Regions from separate parts of the Homo sapiens genome. Here all the other regions are linked to region 1. Evidence: chromatin loops called from intact Hi-C (ENCODE). Cell type or tissue: heart right ventricle. All regions are shown on one strand. Links, peaks and the distances in the headings refer to the core of each region. The heading gives the core; the rest is flanking DNA.

Region 1 (8,336 bases), core at 1,486-6,485:
TTCATCTTGGTCAGAAGTTGAAGTCTCCTATTTGCCTTTCATTTTTGAAAGATTATTTTTGCTGAAATAGAATTCTAGCTTTAAAGGCATGTTGTTTTAAATACTTTAAAATGTCGCTGTATTATCTTCTGTCTTGGATGGTTTCTAATTCAAAGTTTGTGATTTTCTTTTTGTTCCTCTGTTTGCAGTGCCTGTTTTCTCTGTTTTTCCAGCAGCAGTTGTACTATGCTTGGTCTAGCCAGTGTTTATTATTGTTGTGGTTATTAGTATTATTAGCAGTGGTTGTCCTCCTGGGTGTTCTCTGGATTGTGGTTTGGTGTCTTCCATGAATTTTAAATATTCTTGGACATTAACTCTTCATGTTGTGGGAAGTCAGGGATCCCGAACAGAGGGACCGGCTGGAGCCATGGCAGAGGAACATAAATTGTGAAGATTTCATTTTAATATGGGCATTTATCAGTTCCCAAATAATACTTTTATAATTTCTTATACCTGTCTTTTAATCTCTTAATCCTGTTTTCTTCATAAGCTGAGGATGTATGTCACCTCAGAACCACTGTGATAATTGTGTTAACTGTACAAATTGATTGTAAAACATGTGTGTTTAAACAATATGAAATCAGTGCACGTTGAAAAAGAACAGAATAACAGTGATTTTTAGGGAACAAGGGAAGACAACCATAAGGTCTGACTGCCTGCGGGGTTGGGCAAAAAGAGCCATATTTTTCTTCTTGCAGAGAGCCTATAAACAGACATGCAAGTAGGGAAGATACCGCTAAATTCTTTTCCTCGCCAGGAATATTAATATTAATACCCTGGGAAAGGAATGCATTCCTGGGGGAGGTCTATAAACGGCCGCTCTGAGAGTGTCTGTCTTATGCAGTTGAGATAAGGACTGAAATACGCCCTGGTCTCCTGCAGTACCCTCAGGCTTATTAGGGTGGGGAAAAACTCCACCCTGGTAAATTTGTGGTCAGACTGGTTCTCTGCTCTTGAACCCTGTTTTCTGTTGTTTAAGATGTTTATCAAGACAATACGTGCACAGCTGAACATAGATCCTTATCAGTAGTTCTGTTTTGCCTTTTGTCCTGTTCCCTCAGAAGCATGTGATCTTTGTTCTGCTTTTTGCCCTTTGAAGCATGTGATCTTTGTACCTACTCTCTGTTTTACACCTCCTCCCCTTTTGAAACCCTAAATAAAAACTTGCTGGTCTGAGACTCAGGCAGGCATCACGGTCCTACCAACATGTGATGTCACCCCCTGGCGGCCCAGCTGTAAAATTCCTCTCTTTGTACTCTTTCTCTTTATTTCTCAGCCGGCTGACACTTATGGGAAATAAAAAGAACCTATGTTGAAATATGGGGAGCAGGTTCCCCCAATATCTTCAAATATTTCTTCTGCTGATTTTCTTTTCTTCTGGGATTCCAGTTACACATCTGTTAGCATGTCCGATAATTTCCCAAAGCTCTTACATGCTCTGGGTTTTTTGTGTGCTTGTTTTAAAAATCCCTGTTCCTGTTTGTGCCTTGCTTTTGGTCACTCCTATGGCCCTATCTTCATGTTTGCTGATTCTTTCTTTGCCTCTGCAGAATCTCCTGAATTCTTTGTTCACCTCTGCAGAACTCCCCATCTCTGCTATCACGCTTTTCAATTCTCACCTTGCCACCTCATCCTTCCTCACAGGCTCCAACACCTCTGGATCAAAGAGTGGGGTGTGGGGTGTCCTAGAGGTCAGAGGAGCCATCTTTTTGCCTTGGACCTTGCTGTACCACCCATTTCTAGGTGTAAAACTTGTGAAAAGCTCAGCCATGCTGGCATCGCTGGTCCCGACTTCTTTTGAAATAACTCTGAAAGCTACTTGAGAATGTACACAAGCCATGGCAAAGGAAAGGTCCCAGTGACACAAGGAGAATTTTTCACCACTGTGGAAGATAGTATAGCAGCTCCTGAAAAAATTAAACCTAGAATTATCATAGGATTCAGCAATTCTGCTGTTGGCTAAATGCCCAAGAAAACTGAAAGCAGACTCAAAAAGATCAGTACACCCATGTTCCTAGGAGCATTATTCAAAATAGCCAAGAGGTGGAAGCCACCCATGTCCACCAACAGAGGAATGAATAAACAAAATGTGGGCCCTTCATGTCATCCACCCCATGGATAACAATGGGGTGTTATCCATCCTCAACAAGCAAAGATGCTCTGACATGTGCCATAGCACAGATGAAACTTGAGGATGTTACGCTAAGTGAAATACACCAGCCACAAAAGGACAAATACTGTATGACTCCAGACAGATGAGGTCCATAGAGGACTCAAAGTCACAGAGACAGAAAGTAGAATGGGGGCTGCCAGGAGTTGGGGAGATGGGGGAGGGGGAGTCAGTGTTGAATGAGGACAGGGTTTTAGTCTGGGAAGAAGAAAAAGTTCTGGAGAAGGAAGACAGTATAGTGATGGTTGCACAAGAAACAATGTAAATGCACTTAATGCCACTGAACTGTGCACCTAAGAATGGTTAAGCGGTAAATTTCAGATTATGGATATTTTACCACAACAAAATTAAATGAATTCTTCATTACAACTAACTTTAAAACAATAGGAACAATTCATTTTTTATTTTGGTTCCAGAAAGCGTGCTCTAATCAACTCATTTAGGTAGCACCTGCTAGAACCTGGCTCTGCTCGATCAGATCTTTGCAGGCCTGAAGCTCTGTCCACAGCCACCAATCACCCACTGCGTGCGAGCTGGGAATCCTGCAAACATGGCCCTTTCTACAAGATGAATGGAGAACATTTGAGGAGTAACACTTGGCTTGGGAAAACCAGCCTAAAACCCCTGAGGAATCTCCAGTTTAGTGTTAATTGGCTCATTTATCACAGGGGGCAGAGGTCAGGAGCAGCCCATGATGAGAGGTGGGGTCTCTTTCAGAAGACCCGGCAGAAGATTCACCTCTACTCAGAGAATATCTGGAATTCTCAGAGGAAGCTGGCATAAGAGAAGTGTGACTCCTGAAGTCCAGGAAAGACATTCTTCATTTGCATTAAAGGAGAGTGAATTTAACTATTCTGCTGATTCTAGAAGTTTCTATAACTCTCCAGTGCTCATGAGCTGAACCTGAATAGAAAAGACAGCCTCGTCATCTGTGTCAAGTCCTGCTTGCTTAGACACTGTCAACCTTACACTCTCCCCTCCCACAGCTCCATCACCTTCTGGCTTCATTTGAGGGCAGAACTGAAACAATGTTGGAGTGGGTACTACATAGGCCACCTCTGAGAGGGTGAGACATGACAGGGACGCTGGGTTCAGCCTCCTGTTGGGCTCTGAGAAAATGAGGACTTGGTTCAGATGTGTAAGGTTAGACCGTCTTTGTCATCCCAACATTGACACTCAGTTAGGACTTGGGGATAAATCCCTGCAGTAATTTAAACTTACTATGAGATTACTCTGTGCAGAAATAAAGCAAAAGAATTTCATCCACAACACCTTCCATGCATCAAGAATAGACCTCCCTAATTTGAACAGCATCTTAAGATATCTGTGAGAATCCTGCGTGGTAAATACATATTCTGAGTGCTTACAATTTACATAGTTCTTACATCTTAATTACTCTTTTGCTAGTATCTGGCTAAGATTATACTCTTTGGAAAACCCTGGAAAAGCTATACATCAAGTACTATAATAATTCCATGCAATAAAAATACATTTATGATAGCAAATGTGAGCAACGGAGCTCTCATATGCAGCCCGTGGGAGTGTAAATTCGTACAACCGTTTTGGAAACCTGTTTGGCAGCATCTTCTGAGTTTAGTATGTGCACACTCTATGGCCCAGCAATTCTACTCCTAAATATATGCCAATCAGAAATGCGTATATGTGTGCCTAAAGACATGCACAAGAAGGTTTATAACAGCATCGTTCATCACTGCCCCAAGCCCAAAGCAGCCCCGATGCTTGGGAGCGGCTGTTTGGAGATGCCCCTCGTGGTGTGTGCATAAAGGGGAGTACTGCATTGCAGGGCAGTACGCACACATTACACCCCCATAATATGGCTGCACTCAGAATAGGGACAGTCTCACGAGCAAACACTGAGCAAAAGAATCCAGATACATTATATAACTCATTTATATAAAGCTTAGAACAGGCAAGGGTCATCTACACTGGAACAAGTCGGAAGATGGCTATTCTCTGAGGTGGGATAAGGGCTGGGAAGTGTGTGAGGGAGTCCCCTGGTGAGATTCTATGTCTGACCCGAGGCCTGGCCCCATGGATGTGTGAGCCTTTGTAAAAAATGTATATCCAGCTGAACATTTATGATTTGTGAGCTTTTCTATATATATGCTATACTTTCAGTTAAAAGTTGGCTTAAAACTCCATCCATATCCTTTAAAGTTTATTTGAAGACATTTAGGTCAACTAGTTTTGAGACTAGAACCTGTAACTGGAAGCACTGAGAGTGATAAAAGTCCTATAAGATTCAAGGAGCTAGTTAAATCTTCGTTTTAAGAATTGAGTTGAAACTTGAGCTTTTAGGATTTGCTGTTGTCAGTGGGCAGAATATTGATTATAATTAACAATTAACACCCCCTATTGGTCACCAGCAGCAAGTGCAGCGGTGGAACCAATCGATGAAATTGCACAAACGATTGCTAGCTTTAACACTTGTCTTTTTGCTCATAGGCGCGAGAAACCGGTATTAAAATTTAATAGAAAATGTAAAAAAAGAGGTTGGAGCTGTAAGAATTTCGTCTAGTACATGATACGGAGCTGTCATAATCGCAGGTTTGTTTCAGAACATTCCGGGTGCCTCCTTGGACATGGAACTGTCTGGGTTCTCATGGGATCAGAGTCCTCCCTTTCCCCGCCCTGGAGGGCAGGTCCGGTGCCTCTCACGGGCGGCAGCGCAGTCGGGACCCGCCGCCACGTCTCTGGGGCTCGGCGCAAAGCAGCTGCCCCGGGACCGCGTGAGCTAGGACGGCAGAGCCGCCGGGGAGCCGCGCACCTGCGCTGTGAACCTGGGTCCCCTGCACACCGCTTTGTTCACGGCCCGCGGCCAGGCTCCGTGCTGCGTTCCCAGGGTCGGGGCTCCGACCTCAGCAGCTCTGGCGGTCGTGATCAGCCCGGCACCTCCTAACGCTGGGTCAGCCTGTGAACCCCGATCTCACCGGGCCGCAGAGGCGCTCAGCAGCGGCAGCTTTCACCCAAGGGGACCAAGGCGGAGTCCTTCTTGTGGGAATGAAGGTCGCCCTGGTTTAAAGGCACAGTTTGCTTTTTTCCTCTCTCCTTTTTTTTTTTTTTTTTTTTTTTTTTTTTTTTTTTTTTGAGACGGAGACTCGCTCTGTCGCCAGGCTGGAGTGCAGTGACGCGATCTCTGCTCACTGCAAGCTCTGCCTCCCGGGTTCACGCAATTCTCCTGCTTCAGCCTCCGGAGTAGCTGGGACTACAGGCGCGTGCCACCACGCCCGGCTAATTTTTTGTATTTTTAGTAGAGACGGGATTTCACAGTGTTAGCCAAGATAGTCTTGATCTCCTGACCTCGTGATCCGCCCGCCTCGGCCTCCCAAAGTGCTGGGATTACAGGCGTGAGCCACCGCACCCGGCCTGTCCCCTAGCTCTGACTTCTTAACCGGCAACAACGTGGGAGACAGGTCTCCCACGAGGAACGCCTTCCCCAGAGCTCGTGGAAGGGGTGCAGGGGGCTGTGGGGCCCCTTTAAGCTCCCGCAGAAGCTCCTCCTCTGACCCCGCAGGCCCGGGGAAGCGCGGCCTCCCTTCCCGCGCCTGCAAGGGCTCTTCCGCTTAGATACTACGTTCGCTTTCTCTCGAATAAAAAAGTCCCTGTCTCCAATCTGGCCCCAGCTGCTGTGCTCGGACTGGCCTTGACTCCCCAGCGTTCTCTCCCGGAGCCTTCGGAAAGCTCCTCTTCTGTGCATAGGACCAGGGTGCCAAGTTCTCTACGCAGCACAGAACCAGAAACACCAAACGGGGCTCTGTCCTGGAAAGATGAGCACAGAGGCCAAGGCCACGCCGCTGTCAGTGGACTTAAAGAACGCGTTATACGTTTATTTACTCAGACATTCTTATTTTTTATGTTTTTAAATTGTGGCAAAATACACATAACGATTACCATTTTAACCATTTTTAGGCATTTAGGTGCATTCACATTTTTCACAATCAATAGAACATCTTCATCTTGCAAGACCGAACTCTGTCCCCCTTAAATAAGCACTCACTCCCCATTGCCCTCCCCAGCCCCTGGCATCCACCATTCCACTTTGTGTGTCTGAATTTGATTAGTCCAGGGACTAATACTGTTAGCAGCAGGGAATCCGTAGGGTCTGCAGCAACTCGATTCTTGCCTCCTCAGAGGAAAGAATTCGGCCGAGGTGCATAGTGCAGAGTGAGAGGCCAAGGCGAGTTTTAGAGCAGGACTGAGAGTTTATTAAAAAGCTTTAGAGCAGGAATTAAGGGAAGTAAAGTACACTTGGGAGAGGGTGAAGTAGGCGACTTGAGAGATCCAAGTGCAGGGTACAACCCCCCACTTTGGGTTTTATACATGGGCATGGTTCAGGGTTTCCATTTCCCCTTCCTTGACCTTTCCTTGGGGTGGGCTGTCCGCATGCGCAGTGACCGGCCAGCGCTTGGGCGGGGCCGCGTGCGCGCTGTATTACTGAAGTTGTGCACATGCTCACCTGAAGTATTTTGCCCTTACCTGTCTCGTGTTCCTGGAGGAAGGTCACACACCAGTTAAACTACATTTTACCTCTTAGTGCACAGGCCTAAGCCACCTCGCCCCACTCCTGAGATCTTATAGAAAGCTGCTGATCAGTTTCAGGTGTTTTCCAGCTATTGGGAGCCCGCCTTTCCCTGGCACAGCTGCAACCAATTACTATTTTAGAGAACCAGTTTAACCACTGCCTGAGTATCACCTGATGGTCTCCAGAGGTTCCTGGTGGGGTGGGCCCTCTCCTGCCCTGCTCATGTCTGCCTCGCCACTGACTAACAATGAGTGGAGTTCCACAGTACTTGTCTTTTTGTGACTAGCTAATTGTTTTATGTTTATTTTTAACAAAAATTCCTGGACAGTGTTTTGATAAATGATTTTCATGCAGCCTGTTTTATAAACTCCCTGGTTCTTTCTGTGATTGCTATTTTTCTCTTCCTCTCTGTTTAAATGCTTCATTCTACCCTTTCTTCCTGCTCTTGCTTCAGTGCATTTTGTTCTTCCTTTCCTATTTTTTCCTCTTTCTTCCTGTTTTCCATGATGTAACTGGAAGGCAATGTTAGAAATCAATGAGCAGCAGATCCCCCCGAGAACTAAGCACTGCAGTGGGGAAGCCACCCCAGCTTTGTTTTCCGCCACTGCAGACTCATCTGGAAGAATCAGTGTTTTTTCCTTCTCAGCCAGATGGCTGCCTTTGTGTTTCCACCATGGGCCTTCTCTTACCCATGAGAAGGTCTCTTTCCTGCTTTGAGGGAGAGGAGACCATGCCAGGTGCCATGTGGGCTGCCCTGAAGAAAACTGTATGGGCTCACTGAGGCTGCCACATGTTTTACTTTCTGAGAAGATGAGATGAGCCCTCCACATTTCAAGGCTGAGAGCAGAAATGTGACCAGGTGCTGGAGCCTCCAGGACAGTGAAGGAAGGGGTCTGGGTCCCTGCTTAGCCCTGAAGGAAAAGGAGCAGCTTCCAGAAGGCAGTAGGGATGTGGGTGCTGTGACAGGCCGTGCCAGCTTGGTCCTGCATGTGGTTAGAAACCAGGAGCCTTGGCCACCAAGTGGAACCAAAATCTCCCATCCCTGTCTTGTTCTCTTTGCATAGTGTGGACGAAAAGCGTCAAGCTCTGTAAAACATTTGAAGAGGTTTATTCTGACCAAATATGAGGGACCAATGACTTGTGACACAACCTCAGGAGGTCAGGAGAACATGTGCCCAAGGTAGTCAGGCTACACCTTGGTTTTATACATTTTAGGGGGACTTAAGACATCAATCAATACAGGTAAGGTGTACATTCGTTGGGTCAGGAAAGGTGGGACAACTTGAAGCAGGGGCTTCCAGGTCACAGGTAGACTCAAAGAATTTCTGATTGGCAATTGGTTGAAAGAGTTTTTATCTAAAGACCTGGAATCAATAGAAGGGAGTGTCTGGGTTATAATAAGGGATTGTGGAGAGCCAGGTTTTGTCATGCAGATGAAGCCTCCAGGTAGCAGGCTTCACAGAGAATAGATTGTAAATGCTTCTTATCAGACTTAAAGTCTGTGTTGATGTTAATGCTGGTCAGCTGTGCCTGAATTCCAAAAGGGCGGAAGGTATATTGAGGCATGTCCAACCCCTGCTTCCC
Region 2 (7,433 bases), core at 968-5,967, 160 kb before region 1:
AAAAGTACATTCCTTAGTTAAAAAAAAAGTTTCTAAAAAAATGCTAACAATCATCTGAGCCTTCAGCAAGCTGTAATCTCTTTGTAGAGGGTCTTGCCTTGATATGGATGGCTGCTGACTGATCAGTGGCTGCAGAAGGCTGCGGTGGCTATGGACACTTCTTGAAACAAGACAATGAAGTGTGCCAGTATCAACTGATTCTTCCTTTCATGAAAGATTTCTCTGGAGCGTGAGATGCTATTTGGTAGCATTTTACACACATACAACTTCTTACAAAATTAAGAGTCAATCTTCTCAAACCCTGCTACCACTTTATCAACTAACTTTTTGCAACAGTCTAAATCTTTTGTTATTTCAACAATGTTCACGGCACTTCAGCAAGGGTAGATTCTATTTCAAGAAACCACATTCTTTGCTCAGCCATAAGGAGCAACTCTTCATCCATTCAAGTTTTCTCATGAGACTGCAGCAGTTCAGTCACATCTCCAGGCTCCACTTCCAATTTTAGTTCTCTTGCTGTTCCCACCACACAGGTAGTTCCTTCCTAAACTGAAGTCCTGAGGCCCTAAGGTCATCCATCAGGGTTAGAATCAATGTCTTCCAAACTCCTGTTGATGTTGATATTTTAACCTCCTCCCATAAATCACAAATGTTCTTAACAGCATCTAAAGGGGTAAATCCTTTCCAGAAGGTTTTCAAATTACTTTGCCTAGATCCATTAGAGGAACCACTATTTATGGCCTTACAAAATGTATTCCTTAAATGCTAAGACCCAAAAATCTAAATTAATCCTTGACCCATGAGCTGCAGTATGGATGCTGTGTTAGCAGCATGAAAACAACATTAATTTCTTTGTATGTCTCCCTCAAAGCTCTTGGGTGATTAGGTACACTGTCAATAAGCAGTAACATGCTCAAGGGAATCTTTTTTTCCTGAGTGGGAGGTCTCTAAAGTGGGCTTAAAATATTCAGCAAACCATGACACAAGCAGATGTGCCACCATCCAGGCTTTGTTGTTCTAACTTACAGCGCAGAGAGGCAAAGTTGGTTAAGCATAATTCTTAAGGGTACTAGGATTTTCAGAATGGTAAATGAGAATTGGCTTCAACTCAGTCACCAGCTACATTAACCCCAGACCAGAGAGTCAGCCTGTTGGTGTGGCCACCTTCACCGATGATGTCAGCTAGATCTTCTGGATGACTTGCTGCAGCTTCTCCGTCAGCACGTGCTGCTTCACCCTGCACTTTCATCATGTTCTGGAGACGGCTTCTTTCCTTCAACCTCATGCACTAACCTCCATTAGCTTCAAACTCTTTTTCTGCAGCTTCCTCACCTCTCAGTCTTCATAGAATTGAAGAGATTAGGCTTTGCCCTTAAGGAAATGTTGTGGCTGGTTTGATCTTCTATCCACACCACTCAAACTTTCTCCATATCAGCAATAAGGTGGTTTCATTGCTTATCATTCATGTGTTCACTGGAGTAGCACTTATAATTTCCTTCAAGAGCTTTTCATTTGTATTCACGACTGACTGGTGCAACAGGCCTAGCTTTCAGCCTGTCTCACCTTTCTACATGCCTTCCTCACTAAGGTTAATCGTTTCTAGCTTTTTATTTAAAGTGAGAGACATGCAACTCTTCCTTTCATTTGAACACTTAAGAGGCCATAGTAAGGTTATAAACTGGTTTAATTTCAGTATTTTTGTGTCTCAGGGAATGAGTGGCCTGGGGAAAAACATGGGGAATTCCCGGTCAGTAGGGCAGTCAGAATACACACAACATTTATCAATTAAGTCTGCCATCTTACATGGGCATGGTTCATGGCACCCCAAAACAATTCTAACAGTAACACCAAAGGTCCCTGATCACAGATCACCATAACGGATACAATAATGAAAAGCTGTGAAATCGTGCAAGAATTACCCAAATGAAGCACTGGGACAAGTGGGCACATGGTGCTGGAAAAATGGCACCAACAGTGTTGCCACAAGCCTTCCATTTGTAAGAGAAAAAAAAAAAAACAAAAAAACAAGCAAAGTGCAATAAAGTGAGATACGCCCTATAAATCTAAGCAGAGAAGTCTCTGCATACTGTGAAGAGTTGCGAGGCAGCTACGTAGGAGAGGAGAGGAGGTGAGTAACGCCTCTCCCTGGATCAGGGCTGTGGGAGTGGGTGGCCTGTGCTCTTCCCCACATGAGCTCTTCCGTCTACTGGCTATCACATGCTACAAGCATGTGGCATGTAAGTAATACAATTACTTAAGCATAAATGCAAATAAAACTTTTTTAAAAAAGAGAAGCTCTAATACTGGAAGACTAACAACCTGACCCCTAATTACTCTAAGTCAGCTGGTCTATGGGACGTGCTCCTGAAACGGAAGATGTGTAATCATCACCGACAACGGGAGGCAGCCACATTGCAGTGAGGACATGCTCGGTATACCAATCTAGGAAAATATTCACTTTCACACGCCAGAAACATTTCCAAACCATCTACTCCAAGACCCCTTTGTACATAATGCTATAATACGCTCCCTACGCCTGCCTCGGGGGGCCCATATCTTCTAATTTATGTTCTTCTCTCTTGTTTAAAAACAATTACATCTTGAAACAATAGTGCTGAGAGGTCCATCCTGTAATGCAGCCTCATGTGTCCCATCCAAACCCAATCCTCACCGGAGAGGAGGAAGGACTACAGCACAAGCTCACATCCAGTGGCACGAAGGAAGGCAAGGTTCTGGGGTACTTTTGTCCTTTTCCCCGCACAGATTATACTCACATCAAACACTGTTCCTCCACAGCTAAATTAATAACGACATCCAAAATTCAGCTGCGTGTTGCTTTATGTCAAAAATAAGTAAAAAATATTTAAAAGTGACCAACTTAAAAAGTGGCAATGTCGTTAAAGATCTGTGGATCAGCAAATGACAGTCCCATTTAAGCTCTCACATCACTGCCAAACACAGACAGTCATCATCTCAAGCTAACCAGCCCCCAAAACAGCATTTAAAAGAAATGTCTTTACAACAGATAATAAGCTGTCCAGAAATAGGAGAATGACTAAAGTCAGCACATTAGAAATAATCATCTAAAAAAGCCTGAGTCCACATGCACACACAGAAAACTGGTCTTGGAAGCACACAGAGCACGAGGTGTGTTCTCACAGCTGCTAACCGTGTGTGCCACATGCAGCTGAGTGCCTCCACTTCTATCCAATCACAGCAACCACCATCACCACTCACTTCCAGAATGGACCTTGCTGCTTCTCTCCTTAACTTCTCCCTTGAATTTAGGAAATTCTGAAGCAAGGGAGTAAGAGTGAGGGTGGGTGGGTGGGTGTGAAACACAAATACATATCAGCCTGTAAAAAATGCTGTAGACGCTGGCTGCGGTGGCTCATGCCTGTAATCCCAGCACTTTGGGAGGCTGAGGCGGGCAGATGACAAGGTCAGGTGTTCGAGGCCAGCCTGGCTGACATGGTGAAACCCTGTCTCTACTAAAAATACACAAATTAGCCGGGCGTGGTGGCGGGCACCTGTAATCCCAGCTACTTGGGAGGCTGGGGTAGGAGAATCGCTTGAACCCAGGAGGTGGAGGTTGCAGTGAGCTGAGATTATGCCACTGCACTCCAGCCTGGGCAACAGAGCAAGACTCTGTCTCAAAAAAAAAAAAAAAATGCTATAGAAATCCATGGGTTTTACCTAACCAAAAAAGGTGCACAGAAAATAAATGCTAAGTGACAATTATTTACCTTCCATAAGACTGTACTGTACATATTCAGGAATAATATACAATGCTTTTGACACAAGCATTAGAAAGATCGTTATTACAGAATCCTAGAACATTTTATCTGTCTTCAAAGAGGGACTATTCAAACAAGAAATCCTACACCACAGGTTAAAAGCACCAACACAACGGTGAACCTTGACAAGAACAATTCCATCTCCGACCACAAGAGGGCAAACCACCAATGGCTACACTTCCCCAGGGAAGCAGGAGAGGTGAATTGGACCATCTGGTCAATTTATCTGGAGATAAACAGCCTAAAAAAGTGCCATTTAGAGAAAAACTTCAGTTCTTGTTTACTCAGTAAAACTATTTGTACATCAAATTAAAATATAATTCAGAAGAGAAACCCTCAATTTAAAGGAAGTCAGTGTTTTCATGAATAAAGAAATGATCCTAACATGATGGTCAGAGAAGTCTCTAAGTTTGGAACCTGGCACAATTTTGTTTTCAGAAAAATCAAGCACTAATTAACTATAAATCAAAATACATTTAACACACTCTTCAAAAAAGGAAACCTAATTCCAAAATCAGAAAGCCACATAAACTACTGGAAAAAATGCAATATAGCCGCCCACCCTTATCCACGGGGGTACCCACAAGACTGCCCACTGGATGTCTGAAACTGCAGCTATATCTCTGTATATATACCAACCCTATATATACTATGTTTTCCCATCTATACATACCTATGTGTGTTTAATCTGGAAATTAGGTACAATAATGGATTAACAACAACTAATAATGAAATAGAACAATTATAACAATATACTATAACTAAAGTTATGTGAATGTGGTCTCTTCTCTCAAGATATCTTACTGTATTGTTCTCACCTGTTTCGAACCACAGTTGACTGCAGGTACTTGTAACCACATTACGCAAAGCCAGAGGTGAGAGGGAAGTCTGCTGTACTGAATGTAATTGTGATCCTAGAGTTTTATTCTTAACTGCTCTAGAGTAACACGGTAAAAAATGTGGTTTCACACTTGCCTCAAATGCCCACGGTTAAACTCAGACTGGGCTGGGCGTGGTGGCTCACGCCTGTAATCCCAGCACTTTGGGAGGCTGAGGCAGGTGGATCACTTGAGGTCAGAAGTTCAAGACCAGCCTGCCAACATGGTAAAACCCTATCTCTACTAAAAATACAAAAATTAGCCAGGCATGGTGGCACGTGCCTATAATCCCAGCTACTCGGGAGGCTGGGGCAGGAGAATCGCTTGAACCCAGGAAGCAAAGGTTGCAGTGAGCATCACTGCACTCCAGCCTGGGCAACAAGAGTGAAACTCCATCTCAAAATAAAATAGTAAAATAAAATTAAAAATAAATAAACTAAAATAAAACTAGCATGACTTTCCATACAATATGCTTAGGTAATTAGAGAACAACAGGGACAGAAGGTTATTCCTTTGGTTCAACCATCAGATAAAGTTTAGCAAATGCATCACTAATATGCTCAAAAATGACATTTCTTGAATTTTAAAAAATAAACAGGAAAAAAAGGGAAATTTTCCAAAGTTACTTAGGTCTCAGTTTGGCACAAACCCTATTGTGATGGTTAATACTCAGTGCCAACTTGATTGGATTGAAGGACACAAAGCATTAATCCTGGGTGTGTCTGTGAGGGTGTTGCTAAAGGAGATTCACATTTGAGTCCGTGAACTGGGAAAGGCAGACCCACCCTTAAGCTGCTGGGCACCACCTAATCAGCTTCCAGCAAATATAAAGCAGGCAGAAAAACGTGAAAAGGCGAGACTGACCTAGCCTCCCAGCCTACATCTTTCTCCCATGCTGGATGCTTCTTGCCCTCAAACATCAGCCTCCAATTTCTTCAGTTTTGAGACTCGGACTGGCTCTCCTTGCTCCTCAGCCTGTAGATGGCCTATCGTGGGACCTTGTATACATATACACATATACGTACACGTACACATATACATACATATATGAATCCATAGGTGTATGAGGGTTCTTTAGAGGGACAGAAGTAATAGAGGGACAGAACTAATAATATTCTCCTATTAGCTGTATATATAGATAGATACAGATAGATATATCAAGGGGTTTATTAAGGGGAGTTTATTATATATACATGTTATATATATATATAAAGGGGAGATACATATATATATACATATAAAGGGGAGATATATATCTATATATAGATATATATAGATATGTATCTATATATATAGATATATAGATATGTATCTATATATAGATATATATAGATATATATCTATATATATAGATATATATATGTCTATATATATCTATATATATAGATGTCTATATATCTATATATATAGATATATATATCTATATATAGATATATAGACATCTATATATATAGATATATAGACATCTATATATATAGATATATATATAGATATATATATAGACATATATATAGATATATATAGACATATATATCTATATATAGATATATATAGACATATATATCTATATAGATATATATAGACATATATATCTATATAGATATATATAGACATATATATCTATATAGATATATATAGACATATATATCTATATAGATATATATAGACATATATATCTATATAGATATATATAGACATATATATCTATATATATATGAAAGGGAGTTTATTAGGTATTAACTTACATGATCACAAGGTCCCACAATAGGGGGATGTATATGTATATATGTATATGTAGATATATATATATCTCCCCTTTATATATATATAACATGTATATATAATAAACTCCCCTTAATAAAGTTCCCTTCATATCTATATATCTATCTATATCTATATATATAACTAACAGGAGAATACTATTAGTTCTGTCCCTCTAAAGCACCCTAATACACCTATGGATTCCGTGTGGCCCCTGCAAAGAGCTCCTTGATGGCAACACACCATGTACACGCACATACGTTGAAACCGGGCACGCACACACGCTCAGACACGCCTAAGACATGAGTAGTGGCTTCGGGTAGAACAAAGTGAGAGCACTGTTCCTCATGAGAGCCATGTTTCTAAACACGCCCTGCCGGTCCTTTGGAGGGCGTCCTCTGCTGCTGCCAGCTCAAGGGCCCACAGTCCACTCAAAAGCGGGGGCTCACGATGCCTTCCTGTGGGCTATCAGGGGTAACAGCATACTGCAAGACAAATTCCCACGGCAGATGACACTGACGACATTCAAATGTGTCTGAAAATCACTTCCAACTGGAGAGGATTTTGAGATCCACAAACCCCATCTTTTCAGCGTAATTTCCTTGCTCTGGGTTACTTCTAAAAAATCCACAAGGAGAAATACATGAAAAGTAAAACCCCACTCACCTGCACTCTTACTGTGGTGGTTCAGAGTCAGTCCAGGATTCACACTTAAAGGAGGAGTTCACTTAAGAATTAAAGAAAGTCAGAAAGACCAGCTGGAACAAGCGTCTGTCCCTACTCCAAAGGTGCGTCCCACTTAGCAGTTCTGTAACCTCAACTCTCCTTGGCAAAGGTGAGCAACGAACGAGGTCCTCCTTCCTCTGCCCTGGCTCAAGTGTCCTCCTGGAAAGTCCACTGGCGCCACCTCAGGCCTCTCGGCCCAGGGCTGCTCTCATTGGTTCCCAGGAAAAAGATCTCTCCAACTGGTGGGGCTGGGCTAGGAGATGGGCTCACA
Region 3 (7,433 bases), core at 968-5,967, 150 kb before region 1:
ACAATGTTGTACATACATATGATGAAATATTATTCAGCCTTACAAAGGAAGGTAACTCTGTCATATGCTACAGCATGGAAAACCCTCCAGCACTTTATGCTGAATGAAATAAGCAGTCAAAAGACAAAATGACTGCACTTACACGAAGCACCAACGGTAATCAAATTCAGAGACAGAAAGCAGAATGGTAGAGGGCAGGGGCTGGGGAGGGGAATGGGGACTGTTTAATGGGAACAGAATTCAGTTTGAGAAGAAACAGTTCTGGAGATAAACGGTGGTGATGGTTATAAAACTGTGAATGTACCTAGTGCTACTGAACAGTACACTTAGAACTGGTAAAAATGGCGAACTGCTTTACATATATGTATACATATACATACAATAAGAACAGGCAGGTGCTGTTCCTAAAAATTCCAACACCAGAGAAGTTTACAAATAAGGGCTGCCATCTGCCTTATTAAAATACTTGTTTTCTGAGGTCACTGAGAAAATATTTTTACATCAAAATTGTCATATTCCCATTTGTAAATCTTTTTTTCTTGCTACCTTAGAAAAACAATAGCAGCCATTAACATTCCCTGAGCTCCTACTCTGCCAGACTCCATACACATAGTATAAACCTTAACAATTCAACCCCACAAGACCGCACAAGGGAGAACTATCATCCTCATTTTCCATATGAAACACCTGTGGCTCTGAGGCTCAGTCACCCAAGCCCTAGAGCAGAGCTACAATTTTGTATCATGTCCTTTCCACAGCTCCCTGTGTATCAGCTATTCTCTGTAAGTCACTCTTTCCCCAGCAGAATCTGAGGAACTGTAGTATACAACGGTGTTTTTCAACTACAGGGCAGGATGCAAGTAAAGTGACACACATGATTGTTCCCTTCACAAATCCCACCCCCCACCTCTGTCCACCCACCCACACGCTTCCACAAGAAGCACGACAGCCCGGCAGCCATAGCCATGTGCCGAGGATCACTATTCTTTCATAAGAACACAAGCCTCAAAATCGGAAAGTCAGTGAAACAATGTGAACAACTACAAAACATAAGGAAGCAATGCATTTGTAAAATACTATCACTAGTACAAAGAGAATGACAGAAATTACTTCATTGCACACCACTGCCAAAAGTACCACCCATAGTCACAAAAATTAAACACAGCCTGCGGACTGCCAACTCCAAGTCCTGACACTAGCTCTTAAAAAAAAAAAAAAAGATCAATTCTTTCACAGTAAAACTGCAATGATAAAGATTCGAGATGTTTCTCTTCACGTCTGGAAAATGCCAGGATGAAAGGAAATGCTGGCTAGTAACTAGAGAGCCCTTGATGCCAGGGCCCCAATGTGGGGCTGAGGTGAAAATCCATTACATCTAACAAAAAACTGTATCCTAAGACCAGGTCATTTGCACAGGTCCAGCTGGAGAGTAAACACTATGTCAAGTACATTTACTTCTTTCTGCTCATCGCAAAAAGCCACACACAGCCCAGGCTCGGCCACTTACCGCTGGCCTTGACCTCGCGCACGTAGTTGCTGGGGAACCAGCCGGTCCGGCCGTTGAGTGTGCCCTCCCACCAGCCTCCCTCTTCCACACGGGTGACATGGATGACGTCTCCTTTTGAGAAGGAAAGCTCGTCCTCATTGGTCTGCTGGAAGTTAAACTTTGCTCTTACTACCAGTTGATTGTTGCTATTATCGGTCATGTCCTAAAAGGGGAAGAAGAGTGGGAGAAAAATTATACCAAGAACAGTCTACTTCATTATAAAATGGATTATACTTTACTAGTACAAAGGTAGCATAATTGCCCAACAGTAGAAATACATTTAGAGAAATTTCAGTTTCCTCCCTTCCAGTGCCCCATGACCACCACCAGCACCACTCCAGCCCCAGAGGACACCCTCTTCACAGCATTCAAAGGTCCTGGTCTGCCACTGTGATGCCTAATCAGACACATCCATGTGACAGAGACAGAGTCACACTACACGCACTTCTCCACAAGTCACAAAAGTTAAGACAACATGTCATTTATCTGGCAGTACTTACTGGTGCTTACATAACACTTAATGTTATGCTATATGACTATACCACTCATTATGGAACCCACTCTCCATTAGTGGATTTTTAGATTATTTCCAGTATATTTCCAGATACCATATACAGTACTTTCCTTGTGTAGACAAGGCTGCATTAAAAATATTTGTATGTCTATCTTTGAATATACCTGTAAACCAGCTATACATTAAATTCTGGTCAGAAGACATATTTATTACAGTTAACTTTTTAATACATCTTTCTAAATTGTCCTCCAAAAAGTTTCTACAAACTACACCAAGCAACATCCCCAGCAACAGTATCTAAAAGTGCTCATTTCAAACTTCCACCAACACTCAATATTGCCAAACTGACAAGAAACAGTACCTCGTATTTTAATTCGCATTTTTCTCAGAAACTGTGCATATTTTCAGATTTCTGAAAGGCAGAAAGAGGAAGGCAGAGGGGCTGGGGCCTGTTTGATTTCCATCTGCCCCGGACAGAGCTCTGGAGGCTGGAGATGCAGAACTACCAAAGCGCACAGCCTGACAACCCTAGGAGAAGCCTGCTCGTGCCGGCACAGGAGCAAGAAAAGGGCCGCCTGGCAGACCTCAGCCCCGGCCCACCCCTCTTCCCTACCACTGATGGTAAGCGAGCCCAGCCCACCTGCAACGCAGTGTCCCACAGACTGCACAGAACGTTCAGAGCTCTAGGGAACACCAGCGACATCAGCAGAGTCCAGGCCTCTATCCCCACCAGCAACATCAGCAGAGTCCAGGCCTCTATCCCCACCAGCGACATCAGCAGAGTCCAGGCCTCTATCCCCACCAGCGACATCAGCAGAGTCCAGGCCTCTATCCCCACCAGCGACATCAGCAGAGTCCAGGCCTCTATCCCCACCAGTGACATCAGCAGAGTCCAGGCCTCTATCCCCACCAGGTGGCAGCAGGTGATTCCATCTGCCCACACTGGCTTCTCCCTGCCCTCCACCCAGCCACAGGGAAGGCCTGAGACCACCCACACTTCTTGACATACAGCCCCCGCTCTACCACTAGCAGGCCAATCATCACCCCCCCATCCAGCAACACTCAGTCCCAGGGACTTGTGGGAAATAAAAGAACTTCAAACACTGGTATCAGTCTCAGAAGCTGAGTCTAAGAGGGCAGAGCTGAAAAGCAGGGTAAGAAAATATGGCTCAGAATATCCCAAATTTGACAGAAGACATAAATATACCAATCCAGGAACCTGCGTGAACCCCAACTAGTATAAACCTAAAGAAATTCAAACCAATTCATACCATAAATTAAACTTCTGAAAACTAAAGACAAAAAAGTTATTAATAAAACAGACACCTGCAGATATACAAGATCTCAAAAATTTACCTCCCACGCACCACTTTCTGAAGGAGTTAAAAATGTGCTTCTCCAAAACAGGGGAATTAACAAAAAAACTGAAAAGAAAGAGGCAGAGGAGATCTACACAGTCAGGGGGAGTGTCCCAGGTGACAATGGAAGGCGGCTCAGAGGCAGCAGCTGTGCGGCCAGCCTGGCTCACAACCAAGAGAGATTCAAGTAGGGCACAGGCTCCAAGAGCTTAGTTAATCGGGAAGAGAAGAGAAAAATTAATGTGTTTGAATGTCAAAGAGACCCTTAGAAATACGCAAAAGACTAGATCTGCAACCTGCAAAACATACACAGAAAACTAAACAAAGAAACGAGAATTACTAATTCTCGAAAACAAAATATTAGAAAGGTAAGAACAGTCATAGCATACAACGTGGCTCTGCTCCAAATATTATTCGCCTCGTCATGTTACCCTGAACACCGATCTCAGTGAAACCAGGGTGGAACTCAGCCATGGGGACGACAGGCCTAGGCATTTATGCAGGTCAAGGGGCCAGGGGAGGAAAACAGCACCAGCCCCTCTTTCTCTGTGGGAGTCCACATTGATATCACCCCAAATTAAGGAAAAACAAAAAAAAAGGGCACTTTATTTAGAGACACACAGGCAAATACCTACAAAGCACCAACGGAGGAGCAGGACAGCCAAATACAATCCTCCAGCAAGATCGCCCCCTCAGCCCCGCAGGACACCAAACTTAACAACTATCCGCATTAGAAAGCACTCCTTAAGAACCAGCACTCAGAAGTCATGGATGCTAGAGGGGACGGATGCCCCCAGTTACTCTGATATGATTATGACGCATTGTATGTCTGTATCAAGACAGCTCGTGTACCCCATAAATATAGATGAACTATGCACCATAAAAATCAAAACAAAAAAAGAACTAGTGGAAAAAAATTAAAAGTGGCCGTCCCTACTGTTTTTTCCTAATAGCAGGTCTCAGCGAATCACCTGACTTTAAGTGAATGTATAAATCACTGAAAAAAAAAACATTTTTAAAAGGTAAAGCATCAAAGCAAAGAGGTCACAACAGATCCTCAATAAGGAGTAGCTGTAATATTATTCCAAAAATATTTAATACTTATCTATTTAAATGTGTTTACAGATTAAGTATTAATTATAAATATGTATTTAGTAATTCAAATTCATAAGTGAAATACTTAATGCATATTTCATATTTAATCAAGAAGCCTCTCTTCAGTGTTTGGCAACAAAAGCGCCAGCGAACAATTACCAGCGCAGACACAAAGCTCTCTGGGCCCTGTGACCAACAAGGGGCAGGGTCAAGTTTGCCATTGCAACTGAAGATCCCATCCAGAAACTGTCACGTGTTCCTTGCTCTTGTGTGGTGAAACGTGACCCGAGTTCACTGTGCTATGTCAAGTTCTCTTTTTGCAAACCACCATCTCCACTCACTAGCTGTCTGCTGTGATCGCGACCATGCTCTCCTGTAAGTAATCCAACGTCACCTGGGCACGCCGGCCTTGTGGAAAACAGGCTCACAGTGCATGCACCCTGGTGATCAGCTCCAATGCCAGAACACAGCTGTGGTGAGCAAAGCAACGCAGGCGCAGCAGGCCCCTTCCCAGGTCAGGTGCCCGAGATCACCCTTGGCCAGCCCTGAGGCTCCAGCCAGCACCAGGGCTGAGGCCAGGGCAGGCCTGAATGGAAGCAGAGGGGAGATGAGGTATGATCAAGAGGCAGCGGAGTTCCACCTCAGTCTTGAGTGTGCAAATGCATGCACGCTCTACACTTAAGGTACGGGTGAGGGAGGCACGCCTACTGACATTACTTCATCAATGCAACACCCCAGAAAGAAAGGGCGGCGTCTAAGAGAGCGGGGAATCCAAGGAAGGGTACAGGGGGCAGGCAGCTGTTTCAGATCCAGGTATCCAGGTGAAACGTCGCAACATACCTCCATTCTTCAGCAGTCATTACACTGAAGGACATGTGGGCTCTGTAATGTTCTTTCTGCCTATTACTCTCAAGACAGGTTACTTAGAACATGCCAAGAAGTGCTCCATCAGAGCGCAAGATGCATGGGACTGGCTGGAAAAGGGTGTCCTAGAAAAGGCTATATTCCAACTACACACTCTATACTACCACGTTCAGCCTAAAATCACGGCAGCTGAGTGAGGGGTCCGTTCACTGTCAGTAGTGTTACAGGAAGCTGGAAGAGATGGATTTCATCACTATTTTATCATTGTGGGGTTTTTTTCCCTTTTTTAAAAAGCTCTCCTGAAACTGTAGCTTGTTACCTGTCTGGACTCAACATGACACTCTAAGGGAATCTAAATCATTCAGTTGAGAAAAACAAGCCAGTCGTTACAACAACAACAACAAAAGGATATGCCACAGAATCCCATTGCTAAAAAAAATACAAAAATGGATAAAACTCATCTTCACCATCAGACATCAGGACAGCAGATACCTTGGGGAACGCAAGCTCCATCGAGGAGTTGGAGGCTGGTCATGCTCTGCCTCCTCATCTGGGTGCTTACACGGGAATGTTCCATGTATAAAACTTCATCATGCAATACATCACGCTGTATGCACACAATACATGAACTGGTTTTCTATGTACGTTACGTGTCAATAAAATTTAGTAACTGGAGGGGAGTGAAGACAGTTCCCCCACTGCCCTAACCCAAAGGGAGAAGAGACCCCATCCAGGCACACACGACCTGGCCGGGCACAGTCATCTATGCCCACCATGCTCCTTAACGGCCTCTTTCTGATGCCTGGAGCCAAAGCACCACCCATCAGTATCTTGGATATTAATCACCTGATTACTTTATTGTATCCCATGTTCTGAAATTACCCTAACAATCCAAAACCAGGACACTCTGGAGTGCTGCTTCACACCAACAATACCCTCTCCTCCGCTCTCTAAGAGCACCTATAATTTCCTTTACAGAAGGAGAAATGCTTGCCAAAGGACGGAGACACAATTTTTACTCCAACTTTACTATTTCTGAGTGCTGTGATCTTGGGTAAATATCTTCTCTAAGCTTCAGTTTCCTCATGTCAACCAATATAAGATGCCAAAAATTAGACAATGCCTTTATATTCCACCAAATACTGTCAATTACATTATGGCATACCATCAACTGTAAGATACACGTACTTCCAGATGTGTTAAAATGACTTAAAAAGAGAAGTCTTTGAATTGACAAAATATGGTATATGAAAATATTTAACAATGTGTACAATACATTTGGATATAATTTCTTGCATGTCTTGGAAATACACTCGGTGACTGGTCCAAAGCCAAGGTTAGCTGCCAGCATCAGGACTGTGCCAGACGTACAGGTCCCTGGTTTCCAGAAGCAGAAGCAGCACTTTAAGAAATCAAGTCACCTCTCCCAGAAATGAAGGATGATGGGGACAATCACCTCACAAACGCCATCCCCAAACTCTGAGAACAGCATTCAGCACTCAAGGCTGTACCAATCAGCAGCCAGCAGTTGAAGACTAAAAGCACAGCAGTCACCAGGAATTCCAGCGGTGTCGAACAAAGAGTGAAGTATGAACTCATGCCTTATCTATGAGAAAAACCATACCTAAATCTACAACTGGCGCCTACCACATTCTTCACCACCGAGGCCCATCACAGAGCCGAACTGGATAAAGAGCTCGATTTAGTTCAGCCTCTGGAAGTGGGTAAGAACTCTCCCCTGACTGTTCTTTCCTTGGAATGGTGGAGGGGCACCGCAGACAAGTGAAAACCTCCACTGCAGTGCAAAGCAGTAAACGCAACATCAAACTGTTCAAGCCTGCCTATATCCCAAGACAGGAAATCTGTCCCGAGGCAGGGGGCTGACGGTTTCACAGATGAAAAACAAGCTTATAAAAACAACCAGCAACTGCAGTGGTGGCTGGAGGACACATTCTTACACTGAAAGGGAGGCAGGTAATGAAGGAGCAACACAAGAGCAAAGGGGCATAAACAACACCAGCCCCTCAGAACACAGATCCTCGCCTGGGGGATGGAA

What was found. Hi-C counts contacts between places; a loop is a spot of excess contacts. Peaks named below come from ENCODE experiments on the same cell type or tissue, not always from the same donor. Only the 100,000 strongest peaks of a DNase experiment are listed, where the experiment ranks them.
Region 2: it touches region 1 in a loop (14-fold over the local background); 98 of 110 quality-filtered maps call a loop at or near these places.
Region 3: a loop joins it to region 1, with 8 times the contacts of the local background. A loop is called at or near these places in 99 of 110 quality-filtered maps.

Annotation. Positions count from the first base shown.
Region 1 is chr13:111,064,207-111,072,542 of GRCh38, reverse strand. No RefSeq gene overlaps it. Among named protein-coding and RNA genes, the nearest start is that of LINC00368, 27 kb to the left of the region's middle. RefSeq lists enhancers at 5,203-5,262, 7,964-8,336. In heart right ventricle, for the core only: CTCF peaks have their summits at 4,382 and 4,596 (motif pointing left); DNase peaks (open chromatin) are centred at 4,622, 4,992, 5,512 and 5,902; H3K4me3 peaks cover 1,613 bases; H3K27ac peaks cover 1,557 bases; H3K27me3 peaks cover 418 bases.
Region 2 is chr13:111,220,097-111,227,529 of GRCh38, reverse strand. All of the region lies in intron 5 of ARHGEF7 (Rho guanine nucleotide exchange factor 7), which reads right to left. Among named protein-coding and RNA genes, the nearest start is that of ARHGEF7-AS1, 75 kb to the right of the region's middle. In heart right ventricle, for the core only: a CTCF peak has its summit at 3,937 (motif pointing right); no DNase peak of the experiment used is centred there.
Region 3 is chr13:111,211,955-111,219,387 of GRCh38, reverse strand. It overlaps ARHGEF7 (Rho guanine nucleotide exchange factor 7), which reads right to left. Exons shown (of 22, transcript NM_001354046.2): 5 at 1,508-1,709. Among named protein-coding and RNA genes, the nearest start is that of ARHGEF7-AS1, 67 kb to the right of the region's middle. RefSeq lists enhancers at 3,914-4,448, 4,984-5,519, 7,173-7,433. In heart right ventricle, for the core only: a CTCF peak has its summit at 2,984 (motif pointing right); DNase peaks (open chromatin) are centred at 1,507, 2,657 and 2,967; H3K27ac peaks cover 2,716 bases.